Regions from separate parts of the Homo sapiens genome. Here region 2 is linked to region 1. Evidence: chromatin loops called from intact Hi-C (ENCODE). Cell type or tissue: K562. All regions are shown on one strand. Links, peaks and the distances in the headings refer to the core of each region. The heading gives the core; the rest is flanking DNA.

The links. Peaks named below come from ENCODE experiments on the same cell type or tissue, not always from the same donor. Only the 100,000 strongest peaks of a DNase experiment are listed, where the experiment ranks them.
Region 2: a loop joins it to region 1, with 2.2 times the contacts of the local background. A loop is called at or near these places in 1 of 110 quality-filtered maps.

Annotation. Positions count from the first base shown.
Region 1 is chr4:32,103,469-32,106,399 of GRCh38, forward strand. The region is part of intron 1 of LINC02506 (long intergenic non-protein coding RNA 2506); the gene reads left to right. Among named protein-coding and RNA genes, the nearest start is that of LINC02506, 110 kb to the left of the region's middle. In K562, for the core only: no CTCF peak of the experiment used is centred there; no DNase peak of the experiment used is centred there.
Region 2 is chr4:32,000,812-32,003,742 of GRCh38, forward strand. The region is part of intron 1 of LINC02506 (long intergenic non-protein coding RNA 2506); the gene reads left to right. Among named protein-coding and RNA genes, the nearest start is that of LINC02506, 4.9 kb to the left of the region's middle. In K562, for the core only: no CTCF peak of the experiment used is centred there; a DNase peak (open chromatin) is centred at 1,400; H3K4me3 peaks cover 803 bases.

The DNA of each region.
Region 1 (2,931 bases), core at 253-2,752:
GCCTCCGGGGTTCATGCCATTCTCCTGCCTCAGCCTCCCGAGTAGCTGGGACTACAGGCGCCTGCAACCCCGCCCGGCTAATTTTTTTGTATTTTCAGTGGAAAGGGGTTTCACTGTGTTAGCCAGGATGGTCTGGATCTCCTGACCTCGTGATCCATCCGCCTCCGCCTCCCAAAGTGCTGGGATTACAGGCGTGAGCCACCACGCCTGGCCAAAATGATGATTTTTTAAGTTACTGAACCCAGTTATACTAACTGAAGCCTATAATTATGAGGCAGTATATTTCTTTTCACTTTATCTCTTTGAACTAATTTGCAAGTGAGAGTCACTTAATTGATGCTCTAAAGTTAGCCATAAAAGAAAACAAACAAAACTAAAAAACATGACAAACTACAGTTATTAAGTGTGGGTTAGTGGCTATCAATATATTTCTCTAAATAAAGATAATTTTCTAAATAAATGACAAAGTTTAAATATATATTTACTCTTTCAAAAGTATTTATTCAGCCCCAATGTAGGCTCATCAGTTAACAAAACCGGTAAAAACTCAGACTGCAGGAGCTTGGTTTCCTTTAAGTCAATTTAGTGCCAAATGTTTTCCTTTTTTTTCCTTTCTTTTTTTTCCTCTTCAGTCTGCCACATACTTATTAACAAATAGATCTTACAGGAATATAAGACATGTGAGAATTATGATCTATTTGCCCAGAAGACCCAAAGACTCATTTACATAATGGGGGTTTGCTTGGGGAGGCACAATTAATGTGCCCCCAGCTCAGGGTTATCTCTAGTATTGATTCATGGCAACTTTCTCAACTAGAAACTCCTAATTTGGGTTTGAGGTATTGCTTTTCTTAGAGTCTGGTCTACTCTTGTCATCTAGGGCAGAGTCACCTATCTAATTGTCTGCTAGATATCTCCAGCTGAGGCAGGAGTTGGATCTGGAGGCGGAGAACATAAGGCCAATTCACGCTGACTTCTTAAACTAAATCAAATGGAAACACTTCAGCTATGACAGGAAAGATCCTCTCCATTTACATATGGCGTACACCAAGTAAATGACTTTTTAACTTTACTTTATCCTCTTCATTTACATAGCGCGTACACCAAGTAACCAATGGAAATCTCTAGAGGGTATTTAAACCCAAGAAAATTCTGTAACCTGACTCCTGAGCCCTTTATGCTCACGCCCGCTCCCACCCTGTGGAGTGTAATTTAATTTTCAGTAAATCTCTGTTTTTGCTGCTTCATTCTTTCCTTGCTTTGTTTCTGTGTTAGGTCCAGTTCCTTGTTCAAGACACCAAGAACCTGGACAACCTCCACTGGTAACACAGCTAAATTTTTCATAAACATCTGACTAAAGTTCTAACATTTTCTTTTCACATGCAGTCAAAAATTTCATCTATTAGGAGGGATGAAGAGAACGCATCAAAACCCTGCTATATTGCTTGTAAGTCTGAATTGCTAAGGCAGCATCTAGTAGCAAAAATTAAAGGAAAAAAATAAGGACAGAAGTACAGGGCTGTTGAAGTTGGGATGCACCCATTTATACATGTTCTTTTCTTCTATAACTGTTCCTCTTCCATCATGTGAAATACTATTCTAGAGACACTGGATGAAATTTATAGTTTAATTTTTATTGTGAGAAGAATTATGTCCAGAATGCAATCCGCAGCGTGATTAGTATAGGTATCAATTGTCACTGGTTTCTTGTATCGGTTAGTTTTCCGTATAGCCTTTAAATGTAGTAATATGTTTCCCATATTCAAATTAGGAATGGGGATCCAGAAAAGTAGAAAATAAAAATAATTGCATTTGATGGATCAGTAGAAATAGTCTTTGATATTTCTTCTTATAACAGTTCTATGAAAATAGCATTAAAAGTGAACACAGCAGCCCTAAAATAAACTTAGCAGATGACCTTCTGGGTTGGATTTTACAGTATCTTGTATGGATTGTTGCCTCTGAAAGTGTAATGAGAGGGCCAGAAAGAGAAATAATCTCTTTCATATTTTTTATCAAAATTAAGCATCTTGTAGCTATCCTCCAATCTTCTTCCGATTTGACAAAAATAAAAAATTATTAGGTTAGTTGGGGCAACTCAGATGAGAAGCAGAACGTTCTTATTCTGCTTATAACCTTTTCAACCACAAAATTTATTTATTTTTTTGCTTCCTTTCTTTCTTATTTTTTTAACAGCATTGAAATATTGAGAGAAGGGAGTTTAAAAAGATCAACTAAGAAGACTAAAACAAATGTTTGTATTGTTAATGACGTTTTTCACTTGTATAAATTTTAGAACTTTCTACCTCTATGCCAAATTTATTATTTTTACAAATGTGAATTACATGTAAAAACAAACTAGGCAATTTGAGAATTAACATGAATGGAGACATAGAGTGCTAATTGTAAGGAAATAATGATTTTTCTGTTAGCTCATGTGAACAACAAAGTGAAAACAATAAACTACTTTAAATATATTGAAATCCTAGTAATCTTAAAATGATAATGATAGAGGAATATTTTGAAAATTGGTTTTGGCATAAAGTAGCACTGATATTTGGTATTATTTTAGCAAATAGATTTAAATTCTATTTAAATAAAATAAAATTATTTTATTTAAATAAATTAAATTCTATTTAATAAAATTAAATTGTTCATTTGATTTAATGAACAATGTGGTTATTAAAAGGAAAGGATTTGAGAATAAGTTTTTTTCTCTAAAACCTTACAGTTTGTTTGAGCTGGTATCCCCCCAAAATTCTACCTTCAGTTGCCTTAGCATTTCCATCTCTAAATTCAAAGTTAAAACAAAATATAAAAATATTATATTTTCTCAATATTTCAAGCCCTGTCATATCACTTATGGCATATTACTTAATGATAAATAGTATCATAAATGAAATTGCATGCTATAAAATATCATAACAGAAT
Region 2 (2,931 bases), core at 107-2,606, 100 kb before region 1:
AGGTAGTATGCTGCTGTGATTTAACTCTGAAAAATTCAATTTCATGGGTAAATTATATTCTTTTATGGATTAAGGAAACTATAATCTGGTCACCCAATGTCAAAAGCTAGTTAGCTGCTGAAGATATTACCTAACAGTTCTGACACTGATACTTTAAAGATGCCACAAATTCTTTTCTATGCCTCTTATTGGGAGGCGAAGTCCATTTCCTTTCACCATGAATCTGGTTTCCATGATTTTTTTTTAACCAGTGAAAGTGATGCTTTGCCAGTGTTTAGGCCCTGATTACAAGAGCTACTACTATTCCCTGCTCTTGAAATACTTACTCTTGGAAAGCTGAACATCAACTTAACCAGGTTTCCTGCCAGAGAAAACATTTAGAGAGGCCCTGAGACCTAAAGGAAGATGCACCTATCTGATACCAGCTTTCTTACTCTCTCTTCAAGTTTACAGGCATGTGTGTGGAGCTGTCTCAGAGCCTACAGAGTAGCCTAGTCTTTAGCCACATATCGCGGTGACACAGTCAACACCAAATGCACAGAAGAATCACTCAGCTGAGCTCTGCCTGAATTCCTGGCTCCCCAAATTATGAGCTACAAAACATAGCTGTTTTAAATCGCTACATTTTGAGAAGTTTGTTAAGCAAGAATAGATAAGTAGAGCAGAGACAAACACCAACATCCATATTCATTCCAAGATAAAATTCTGCTACCTGTGGAAGAACAGAAGTATTATCATTTTTTCTGATAATAATAATTCAAAAATTGAAAGAAATTGTTGGCATTTGTAAAATGAGAACAAGGTGGAAATAATGAGTTATAAATTCCACAAAATGCAAAAATATAAAATAAAATTAAAGGGGGCTATTTCAACCTAAGTGTACACTCTTTGGGTGATGGGTGGACTAAAATATCAGAAATCACCACTAAAGAATTTATCCTGGTAACCAAAAACCACCTGTTCCCCAAGAACCCACTGAAATAAAAAATATATAAAATAATAATAAAAAAGAAAATATATTTTTCTTAAAAAGTGCTATTAAACATACATAGAGCCAGAAAATGAAAATGCACATATTCTATGTAGTTTGTGAGTGATATAGCTAGAGTGATAAAGCTATAGACATTCAAGTACGAGTTAAATAATTTTGAAGCAACATAAAGGTAAACAATTGTACTATTCTAAGAGAACACAGATTTTAGATACATATTACTATCTTGATTTCTCTCATGGAATACAGAATATTAGGTCATCTTTAACTGTTTATTGGGAAAGACTAGAAATTAAGATACATAACTAACACTTTGCCTTAAAGATAGCTAGCTCACAGTCTGTCTCCAGGCTCCTCCCACTCATATCTAGTGCACACAGCTCTCCAGGCTCCTCTCACTCATATCTAGTGCACACAGCTTCTAAATAAGTCTCCCCAAAGGTCAGATCTGATCATATCATAGTTCTGCAAAAACCTATGATTCTTCGTCGGCCATAGAAAAAGAAGATGTATTGTTGTCCTATGGTATTTTTGTATCCATAATTTTCCTCCTTTATCTGTTCTAAAACAAATGTATCTATACTCTAAATGAAATTCTTTTCTTTTCCCCCTTGTCCATTGACATATAAACACACATAAACACATGTACAATATGCAATGTTGTTAGAATAGGGACATAATATCCACAGTCATAATTCCCATTCAAAACATTGTTTTTAATTAAAATGGGAAACACCCAGCATTGCCTGGTTTTTAGGAATAATCGAATCCTGCTTAGTCATTGTGGCGACCTCTCACCTTGGCAGCAGAGGGAATGTCTTTACTAAATCCCGGTTCTACCTGACAGAAGGAACTAACTTGTCCATGTATTTCACGGCCCCAGTTTTGGGAGATTCTTCCTTGACTGTGATGTTGCATGGCTAAATCCAAAGCAATATGTGGGAAGTATTGTGCAGCTCCTCTGGGATTTGAAGAACTTTTATAGCCCACTTCTTGATGGTACAAGTTTGGTTGTCTGATAATTTTTCTAGAAGTTAAACTGTCACAATCAAAAACTTTTTAAGCTCAGATTCATGGTTTCCTTGGCAATGCTGTTTCCAATAAATGTCAGAAGTATATTAAACTGTTTTCTTTCTGTCTGTTCCATGTGTCTTGATATTGTTTTTAACTCTGCTTTATTTCTTCACTTTCTTGGCTTCCTGGTTCACTTTCTCAATTTAATACTTTCTGCCTTGAACGTATCTGAAACAATAGGCTCATATAGGAAGACAATATCCTTATTTGAATTACTGAGGCAAAATATAGAAGCTTTAGGAAGAGGGAACAAAATAAGGGAGAAGAGGCACTAAATAAATAATTAAAATACACATTTATTTTGAAATTATAAGGTCAATAAATATTTGTTAAATGACAGGTTGATTGAATGCTCCTGAAAAATGGGAAAGCATTTGAAAAATGGGAAAACATTAGATAAGCACAGTCAGACTTGTTAAATGAGTGAACTTCAACTCAAGAATCCATTATGTAGTCTAGAAATTTATCACCTATCGGAGTGAAAAATATTTAAGGATATGCAAGAAATCCAAAGAGTGTACCTTCAATTCAAACTATCTTAGGAAAACATTTTTAAAATACATTTAACAAATATATAATAAAGCTAAACTCAGAGAAAGATAACTCGGGTTTAAAAAAAAGTAAAAAAAGCAACTGCCAACAATAAATAAATCTTTATTTACTAGTTGCTATGGAGTGAATGTTTATATTTTTCCAAAATTCATATGCTGACAACTAATCCCTAGTGTAATATTATTAAAAGGTAGGATCTCTGGAAGGTGATTAGATCATGAGGAAGGAGCCCTCATGAAAGAAATTAATGTCCTTGCCAAACAGCCCTGAAGGAGTTAGTCTCTTTCACTCTGTGAGAACAAAGCGAGAAGGTG